Regions from separate parts of the Homo sapiens genome. Here region 1 is linked to region 2. A link is a contact called in ENCODE Hi-C or POLR2A ChIA-PET data. All regions are on one chromosome and are shown on one strand. The core of a region is the stretch at or near the end of the contact, and the rest is flanking DNA. Distances in the headings are between cores, read along the strand shown.

Region 1 (4,640 bases), core at 960-3,459, 710 kb after region 2:
CTGCTTCCCCACTGTGACTCTACCAGCCCCTCTCTATCCCCCCTTCAAGCCTGAGCACTTTCCCTGCACCCCCACCTGGAGTTGCCCAATTCACATGCTCTTGTTTATTCACTGCTCTTCTGAGGAAGGGTGGGGTTGGTGTCAGGGTGACTTACTAGGTTTGACAGGGGCTTGGTGGCCTCATGGGGAGCCCCTCAGACGCTGGCTTCACATGGCCCCTCCTGCTGGCTTCACATGGACCCAACGGCCCTCCCTGGAGCCCACCTCACAGTGGATGGGACTGTACCTACTGGGCACTGGTGGGGCCCAGCATTCAGCTGACGGCTGAAAAAACCTCCGGTCTACATTGGGCTAAAAGGGAGGAAGAATGTTTCTTGCCCTTTTGAGATGTTTGCAAAAATCCCCAAAAAGCAATTGTGTTGTCAGAGTACAGCCTTGAATCAGAAAGGTGGTTAGAAGAATTTTAATCACCCAGGAGCTTGGCATCAACATAAGAACATGGCTGATACTCAAGTCCAGAGAGACTAGGAGAACTGGGGAGTTTCAGAAGTTGGTCAAAGAACGTGTTGCCTTTGGCAAAACCACACGTGTCAAACAATCCGAGTGTCTAATCAATCTGTATCGCTCTCAGAGAGACTTTCAGCACAAGGTTTCAGAAGCCAGGAAAAGCCTAATAATGTAGGACATCAGGTGTCCCCAGCAACCCTGGGGTGAAAAGCCAAAGAAGGTGGTTCTTAAACAAGGGCTTGGCCAGGCCCAGTGGCTCACACCTGTAATCCCAGCACTTTGGGAGGCCAAGACGGGCAGATCATGAGGTCATGAGATCGAGACCATCCTGGCTAAAACGGTGAAACCCCGTCTCTACTAAAAATACAAAAAATTAGGTGGGCATGGTGGCGGGCGCCTGTAGTCCCAGCTACTCGGGAGGCTGAGGCAGGAGAATGGTGTGAACCCGGGAGGCGGAGCTTGCAGTGAGCCGAGATCGCGCCATTGCACTCCAGCCTGGGTGACAGAGCGAGACTCCGTCTCAAAACAAACAAACAAACAAACAACAAGGGCTCTGGGAAGACCGGAAGCCAATGTCGACTCCTCCTCAGTTGAAGGTCACCGAGGCTGCATTTCTCAGCTGCAAGTGACCAGGGAAGCTGACCACCCCTTAGATGATCAGTGGAACAACATGTTGATAAGAATATGTGTGTAAAGTTGTGTGCAGTTACGGTTTCTGTGCCTTTTAAATCAATACACATTGTCTCAACCTAGTACCCTGGAGTCCCATGTCAACACCTTCTGCTGATGGCTGCTTTCTTGACCCATTCTGAGCACCCCAAAGTGGGCCTGGTAATTGAGTTCAACCGGGAACCTGCTGACCTGCCTCAGCAGTCTTGGAACTTCCCAGGATCCCAGGGGGCTTGGAAGCCTGGGGACCACCCAGGCGTGGATTAGGATTCCTGGACTGCTCCAGCATGGGCCCCTCTCCCTCCCCACAGTCAGCACCTGTCCCATCTCAGCCTGAAATTGGCCTGCTTTCCTCCAAGACTTGGATCGAAAGACTCTTCTGCACATGTTCAAAATGTATTTCAACTCCTTAGAGTCTCCTAAGCCTCCCATTGCCAAGCCCCTGTGACTTCACAGACACTGAGCACTCATCTCTGGTGCTGTCTTCTACCCAAAGAGTGGCCACATCTGAACATGCTGGTCCTTTAGCTCTCTGTTGTGCAGGAGTGAGGAGACACGGGCTGTAGTCTCAGCATGCTGATGCAGTCTAGCTGTGGGCCCTTCGGCAGGTCACTTTACTTCTCTGGGCCTCAGTTTTATCATGTGTAAAATGAGAATGTTGCTTTAGATGCCCTCTGAGATCTTCCAACTCTAACATTCTGAGATTCTGGGGGCCGCCCTGGCCGAAACAGGTTCAGAGGTGCTGCACATCACCCCACACATAGCCATGAGGACATAGGAGAGAGTCCATGTAGTGTCAGGACAGTGGGGAAGACCCTGGGGCAGATGAATACTTTTCTTTCATGGACTTCGATTTGAGGAGAGCCTGTTGGGTGGGTCCTGGCTGGAAAGAGTGAAACAGCCTCCCTCAGACTCCCCCTGTGCTTGAGTGGTTGCCTCACAGGCTGTCACTTAACCCTCCTCACCACTTCCCAGGGTGGGAAAGGGAAGGGCAGACGGGGAACAGCTGATGAAATAGGCAGACACAAGCGTGTGTTCCTCAAAGACAAAGCCAAGGTCAACAGAGCTGGGCCAACTTGGGCTGCAGCTGCAGGCCCTGCTCTTTGCAGAGTTTCAGCTTCCTCTTCTTGACTCTCTCCTAATAATTTAAATGGGGTTCTTTCTCAGAGCACCAGAGCCAATGGTTGATACTTTGTGTTAGAATTTACCCACAACTATCCACTTGTGTTGCTCTTTAACCTGAAGCCAAAGAGAATGTCCTTGGCTGCTGGGAATGTGTGCAGTGAGGGCACCCAGGAGTGGGATGGTTGTTCTGAGCCTGTGCTCCCACCAGACCATACTTTCTGTGTGCTCTTCCAGGAGGAAATGGATCCAGCCAGAAGGATCAGAGAGTGTCAGAAGATCTGGAAACTTCCTCCGTAGGGCCAAAGCCTCAAAATATGCCATTCTATTCTGGGGAATGCCATTTCTATTCAGGGCTCCATCCATCAAATGGAAATGGGACTCTAGGCTACTTTCCCATCTCCCAGGAATTTGGATGCCTAGAACACAACAATTCTTTTAATCTTCTAAGTTAAAAAAAAAAAATTCGGGGACAGGTGCAGTGGTTCACTCTTGTAATCCCAGCAGTTTGGGAGGCCGAGGTGGGCAGATCACTTGAGGCTAGGAGTTGAAGGCCAGCCTGGGCAACATAGTAAGACCCTATCTCTCAAAAAAAAAAAAAAAACAAAAAAAACAACAGTTGGGTGTGGTGTTTCATGCCTGTAGTCCCGGTTACTTGGGAGGCTGAGGTGGGAGGATCATCTGAGCCCAGGGAGATTGAGGCTGCATGCAGTGAGCCATCATTGCACCACTGCACTCCAGCCTGGGCAACAGAGTGAGACCCAGCCAAAAAAAAAAAAAAAAAAAGATTCTATAAGGGGGAAAAAGACAAGGCGTATCAAGTCCTTGACAATAAGAAAATTGCTAAATATTGCACTCAAACTAGCTTAATAATGAACAACTATACCTTCATCATAAGTTGCAAAGAACTTTGTCATACTAAATTCATACTTCGACACTGTATATTCACTCAAAAGGCTTTATAAAGAAAGTGCAAATATAGTTAGACCCCCAAATCAGTCATAATCATCATAATTTACTGAATACTTATCAAGTGCCAGGCCCTGTACTAGGTGACTTAAATGAATTATCATATTTCATCCTCACAAGAACCCTATGAGACTGAATCTATTATTATCCCAATTTTATAGATAGAGACACTGAGGCACAGAGGTTTTTTTTGTTTGCTTGTTTGTTTTTTTTTTTTTTGAGACAGAGTCTTGCTCCATTGCCCAGGCTGGAGTGCAGTGGCATGATCTCAGCTCACTGCAACCTCTGCCTCCCTGGACCAAGTGATTCTCTGAGGCACAGAGGTTTAAATAACTTGTCCAGGCAGGGCGTGGTAATCCCAGGAGTTTGGGAGGCCGAAGCCAGCAGATCATGAGGTCAAGAGATGGAGAGCAACCTGGTCAACATGGGGAAACCCCATCTCTACTAAAAATAAAGAAATTAGCCGGGTGTGGTGGCGCGCACCTATAATCCCAGCTACTCGGGAGGCTGAGGCAGGGGAATTGCTTGAATCAGAGAGGCAGAGGTTGCAGTGAGCCAGGATTGTGCCGCTGTACTCCAGCCTGGTGACAGAGCGAGACTGCATCTCAAAACAAAGCAGAACAGAACAAAACAAAACAAAACAAAACAAAACAAAAACAACTTCTCCAAGGACAGAGAGCTAGTAAGTGATAGAGCCACGGTATCGAGCTGGTTTCCCTGACTTTGGAGCCTGTGCTCATAACCAGCTGAAAACTTCACATACACAAATAGAGAATTTAGGGGGACAGAATCCTTAAAAATACAAAAGGTTCGCTAGAATGTTCTCTAAACCCCAAATTCCCCCATAATTTCAGTAAATAAGACCTATGGCCAGGCACCGTGTGGCTCATGGCTGTAATTTTAACACTTTGGGAGGCCAAGCTGGGAGGATCACTTGAGCCCAGGAGTTCAAGACCAGTCTGGTTAACATAGTTAGGCCCTGTCTCTACAAAAAATTTTTTAAAAATTAGCTGGGTGTGGTGGCACATGCCTGCAGTCCCAGCTCCTTGGGAGGCTGAGATAGGAGGATGGCTTGAGCCCAGGAGTTCAGGTCTGCAGTGTGCCAAGATGGCACCACTGCACTCCAGCCTGGACAGCAAAGTGGGACCTTGTCTCAAACAAAAAACAAACAAACCACCATAATTTTCTTTTCTTTTTTTTAATTTATTTTGAGATGGAGTCTTGCTCTGTTGCCTAGGCTGGAGTGCAGTGGTACCATCTTGGCTCACTGCAACCTCTGCCTCCTGGGTTCAAGCAATTCTCCTGCCACAGCCTCTCAAGCAGCTGGGATTAAAGGCATGTGCCACCATGCCCGGCTAGTTTTGGTATTTTCA
Region 2 (4,997 bases), core at 1,196-3,695:
GCTGGGATTACAGGCGCGCGCCACCATCCTCTGCTAATTATTTTTGTATGTTAGTAGAGACAGGTTTCACCATGTTGGCCAGGCTGGTCTGCAACTCTTGAACTCCGGGGATCCGCCCACCTCGGCCTTCCAAAGTGCTGGGATTACAGGTGTGAGCCACCACGCCTGGCCATGAATGTGATTTTTTGATATTGAATAATAAAAGCTATGCAGATCTTCTATATTCTTCTATCTAAATGTTGACACAACTTTATATCTAGAAACTTCGGATTTAAAGCTCAGCCCGAGAGAACCCATCAAATGTTGGAGCTGCAAGGGGCTAGAAAGCATCACCAGACCTGGATTCGCGGGCGATGTTGGCTCAAGGTAGCACAGGACGTTGGCCCAGAGCTGGAAATTGAGGCCAGGTCTTCCGGCACACCCACCCCACAGGACGACCAAGCAGGGCTTCACAGAGGAGTTGGGGGTTAGGTTTATTTCTGTTGTTAAAAACCCGGTGAACAAAAGGTTGTGGAAAAAACACATGCAAAAGACAGGCGAAGGTGTGAGCTGGATAGGGACAAAGATGGGGGAACCCGTGGGGTCACTCCTTGACCCCACCCGGGACACCTAGACATCCACAGTGTCGGGGGAGGGGCCCCAGACCAGGCAGAAGACCCTTCCCCGGCCCTGGGGAACCCAAGATTTCCGAGAGTAAGCGGACCTGTGCAAAGACCCACAAGGGAGGCCAGTGGCCTGTGCTGGGCACTGTACAGCCGCCCCGACCCCGACCTCACGTGGGCCTCGGAGGCTGCAGGGACCTACCCGGCCGCGCGCCGCCCACCATCCCAGGTCTACCGCAGGGGAATCCCCCAGGCTTGCGAGCGCTTCCGAGGGCAGGAAAGCCTGTACTGCAGCCCCGCCGCCCTCTCCTGGCGCGTAGCCCTCTCCCCGAGCCCTCGGGCCACGCCGCCAGGCCCGCGATCCCAGGGCGGCCCGGGGGGTTCGGCACAGCCCGATAATGCGCCGCGCCGAAGCCTGCAGCACCCCGCGGTCGCCGTCTCTCTTGCACTGGTCAGGACGAATAGAGCCTGACAAAACCTGAGTTAATTGGCCGAGCGAATGTCGTTCGCGTCAGGAGAGCACGTCCGGAGAAGCCAAGGGAAATGTGGAGCAGGAGCAGCCAAAGTGGCCCATCGGCTCTCGAGCAGGGTTTGCGCGTCGCGGTCGCAAAGCCCCTGTGAGTGCAGGTACCGCGGCACAAGCGCTGCCCCGGAGCTCCAGGAGGCGGCGGCGGGCTCGGCGTTCGCGGTCCAGGAGAAACCACCGCGGGGTGTTGGGAACATTTTGTTAAAAAGCCGGGAAGCTCAGGGCCGGTGTGGCCTCCGTTCTGGCCTGAGAACCCGGACTTTGGGCAGCTTCTTTTCCTTGCCTTTGGGTCTCCGGCTTTCTCAGCTCTGTGAGGTCCCATGGGTCTCCTGCCCTGGCAGGTTCCTTCAGCTGGAGAAAGCGGGGGTCATGGCTGGATGAGGTTGCGGTAAGCATTAGAGGGCTATCAGCAGCATCTTATCGCAGCGGAGCCTTCGATAGCTCAGTTGGTAGAGCGGAGGACTGTAGTGGATAGGGCGTGGCAATCCTTAGGTCGCTGGTTCGATTCCGGCTCGAAGGACTTCGTCTGTAATTTTTAACCTCAATTTAATTCAATTATCCCATAAGGGGAAAGGCTTGGAGGCCTCCTGTGACTTAGCATTCGTACTGCCGTCAGTCCATAGGGAACACCGTAGTATGTAGTATACGGTAACGCTCTTTCTGCGTTCAATGTACATGTGGTAACGTGTTTTAGAATGTTTTCTGCTTAAGCACACGATTATATGCTTGATTTTTAGAATCTTGCACATGGATGCCACTGTATTGTACTCTGCTAAATAAATGTCCTGAACTGTGGTTGATCCACTGGTCAGTGAACAGTGCAGTGAACCTGTAAGGCAAAGGGAAAGAACTAAGCAGCAGGCGGGGGATTAGCTCAAATGGTAGAGCGCTCGCTTAGCATGCGAGAGGTAGCGGGATCGATGCCCGCATCCTCCACTCAGCTTTTGCGTCCGTCACACTACAGAACACAAAACGGGAGGGATTCCCGGCGCAGTGGGCTACGTGTTTCATTTTAGAGACACAAGACTGTTAAGCGATAAGGAGTTTCACACGATGTCTTTTTATTTCGCAGTTGAGTCCCAGTTTCTGCCGCTTTATCTTTCCCGCCTCCCGGCAGGCAGGCCGTTAACCGTCTTCCGGAAGACGCTGCTAGAACCCTCCGGCCGCTCCTGCCCGCCATCGTCCCCGAACGACACTCGCTCAGGTACCCACTAACGTGCGAGGAACCCTGAGAGCTGACCAATGGTAGCGAGCTTTACTGGGCGGGTCGCCAGCTGCAGCCACGGCCAATAGGCGAGAGACTTCTTGTTTCCTGGCAGAGCGGGGTCCCGGCACCGCGGCGCTCGGGTGTTTTTGGGGGCCCGGGTGGAGGGCCCGGGTGCCGGGGCCCAAGGTGCGGCCTCGCTAGCGGGAGAGGGAGCGGGATCACCGGCCCGGAGAGAGGTGAGGGGCTCTGCGCGGACTACGGGCCCCGCCAGCCCCGGCCCCGCCAGCCCCGGCCCCGCCCCCTTCTCTCAGCCCCTTGAGCCCGAGCCCCTCGAAGGCCACCCCGCACCCCGCTCCCGACCTGGCTTACGCGGTCCCGACCCCGCCCAGCTCCGTGGCCTCACCTCTGACTCCTAGGCCCTCCCTGCCTAATCCCCTGCCGCGGGAGCCCGTCTCGACCCCTTCCATGCCTCCCAGTCCCACCCTGCCCAGGGCAAGCCCGCTCGGTGTGACGGTTCCCCGCGAGTCGAGGGTGGAGAAGCCAGCCTCCTTCCCCCGAGTGGGACTCTAGCAGCCCACCTCTTTTAGGGGTGCTGAGAACACCCATTACTCATCCACAGCTACTAGGGTAGCTTTCTCAGGGTGCAGTGCTTACGGGGCGGAGGGGGATGGAAACAGACCCATGCCCTGGCTGGAAGGGAGCTCCAGTCGCTAGGTGAGCCCAGTAGCCTTTGGCTTGGCAGAGGCACCACTGTTATAGTTTTTCTCCATACTAGGCATAAGGTAGGAACAAAAAAGGAAGAACCAGCCCTTCCAGGGCTCAGGGGAGCAACACCAGAATGTCCGCTCAGTACTTGTGAGGACAGAGGCTGGAGAGAGGACTACCCATTTACACTCAGAACCTCGATTCCTCTCTCTGCTCTGTGCTGGAGAGTGCAGAGCCAGAGATCCAGAACGGCCCATCTCTAAAGGTGGCCATGTATGGTGGTGAGTGTATCTTGGCTAGGTTTGGAAAATCTGACCTCTCTGATTATATTCTCTAATCTTTGGGCTGCAAAGCAGCTGAGAGTTTAGTGTTTTTCAACATAGTTAAGCCACTGAGTTTTATTTGGGAACAGCCAAGCTAAAGTAAAATGGGGTCCCTTTAGGTCATTTACAACCCTTAGTGTTGGGGTACAGAATGCTGCTTTCTCTTGGCCTTTGCTGGAAGACCACTTCTATGTTTTCTAAGAGGGAGACAGCCTTTTGTTTCATAGGGCACTCCCTAAGAATAGCTCTTATTTATCAAGAGATACCCAGAAAACTCTTCGATTTGTCTTCCCTTTCCTCCTTAACCTAACCCTTGTTTTCCCCCAGCTCTCAGGGCCAGAGCGGGGCAGGAGGATGCTTTCCCAGCCCCACCATGGAGCTGCGCTGTGGGGGATTGCTGTTCAGTTCTCGCTTTGATTCAGGGAATCTAGCCCACGTGGAGAAGGTGGAATCTTTGTCCAGTGATGGGGAAGGGGTAGGAGGTGGGGCGTCAGCCCTGACCAGTGGCATTGCCTCTTCCCCTGACTATGAATTCAACGTGTGGACCCGACCAGACTGTGCTGAAACGGAATTTGAGAATGGGAACAGGTATATGGAACGAAATGGAGGGTGGAAAAAGGCTCCAAACCCATGCTTCAGTTAGCCCTCTGACTTATCTGTTCATACCCAGCATACTCCCTGTCCATTTCTGACCCATCGTCCCTCCTTTCTCCTTGCCAAATAGCCCTTTCCCAGTTTGGCTGGCTCCGGCTCTCCCACAGACCATATCTCCAACCCTTCCACACGTAATGACCTCTCTCTTACTCTGGTCCTCAGGTCATGGTTCTACTTCAGCGTCCGGGGAGGAATGCCAGGAAAACTCATCAAGATCAACATTATGAACATGAACAAGCAGAGCAAGCTGTATTCCCAGGGCATGGCCCCCTTTGTGCGCACACTGCCCACCCGGCCACGCTGGGAACGCATTCGAGACCGGCCCACCTTTGAGGTAAGTTCTCCATGAGGAGGAAAGAAAGACTTGGGTGCTAAAAGTAGAGAGGAAAGTAAAGCGTTTTTTTTTCCTTGATACAAGTATGAAGCAGGTGGGACAACAGGTTTAAGTATCAGCTTTTTCTCCAGTGTTAGCTAGAGTCCAAGATGAGCCCCTGCCTCAGGAAGCCTAGAAGGAGCCACTTTTCATATAGAAAGTGTCACAGGGAGGGAAGTTGGTAAAGGTGATAAGGGTGTGAGGTCAGTTCCTGGTGGTCCCAGTAGGAGCTCAGTTCTGACAATGGCATGTTGCCCCTCCCTCTTCCTCCTCTGCTCTTCAGATGACAGAGACGCAGTTTGTGTTATCCTTTGTTCATCGTTTCGTGGAGGGCCGTGGGGCCACCACCTTCTTCGCCTTCTGCTACCCCTTCTCCTACAGTGACTGCCAGGAACTGCTAAACCAGCTAGACCAGCGCTTTCCGGAGAACCACCCTACCCATAGCAGGTGCCAGCCCCATTCTTACTCCTGCCACACAGTCCTGGATCAGACAGCACCTCCACTACTTCTGGAATTTGCTCTTAGAGCTCTGAACCATACTTTCATCCGTCTTTTTTCTGTACAGAATGTACAGACAGGACTTTGGGTACCTTTGAAAACTATGTTT

Evidence for each region. A loop is a pair of places that touch in the nucleus more often than their neighbours do. ChIA-PET counts read pairs that join two places held with the same protein, here RNA polymerase II (POLR2A).
Region 1: a loop to region 2 is called in a map of breast epithelium, with 23 times the contacts of the local background. The contact joins the enhancer-like site here to the promoter of AGBL5 in region 2. A Hi-C loop is called at or near these places in 1 of 168 maps with a recorded cell type or tissue (breast epithelium). POLR2A ChIA-PET finds 5 or more read pairs at or near these places in 1 of 52 experiments (naive thymus-derived CD4-positive, alpha-beta T cell).

What each region holds. Positions count from the first base shown.
Region 1 is chr2:27,754,847-27,759,486 of GRCh38, forward strand. No RefSeq gene overlaps it. Among named protein-coding and RNA genes, the nearest start is that of MRPL33, 15 kb to the right of the region's middle. Within about 2 kb of position 2,210, at least 9 of the 41 ENCODE cell types and tissues checked have a DNase peak (open chromatin) inside an H3K27ac peak, as active enhancers do.
Region 2 is chr2:27,049,223-27,054,219 of GRCh38, forward strand. AGBL5 (AGBL carboxypeptidase 5) reads left to right here and starts at 2,446. Exons shown (of 15, transcript NM_021831.6): 1 at 2,446-2,571; 2 at 3,691-3,951; 3 at 4,180-4,351; 4 at 4,674-4,837. The coding sequence starts at 3,737. It overlaps TRY-GTA2-1 (tRNA-Tyr (anticodon GTA) 2-1), which reads left to right and starts at 1,560; the gene lies at 1,560-1,648. It overlaps TRA-AGC8-1 (tRNA-Ala (anticodon AGC) 8-1), which reads left to right and starts at 1,992; the gene lies at 1,992-2,064. It overlaps AGBL5-AS1 (AGBL5 antisense RNA 1), which reads right to left and starts at 1,042. Exons shown (of 2, transcript NR_046730.1): 1 at 958-1,042; 2 at 461-782. RefSeq lists silencers at 827-1,036, 1,739-2,033, 2,437-2,876, 2,897-2,946 and enhancers at 1,197-1,486, 1,657-1,886, 2,201-2,700.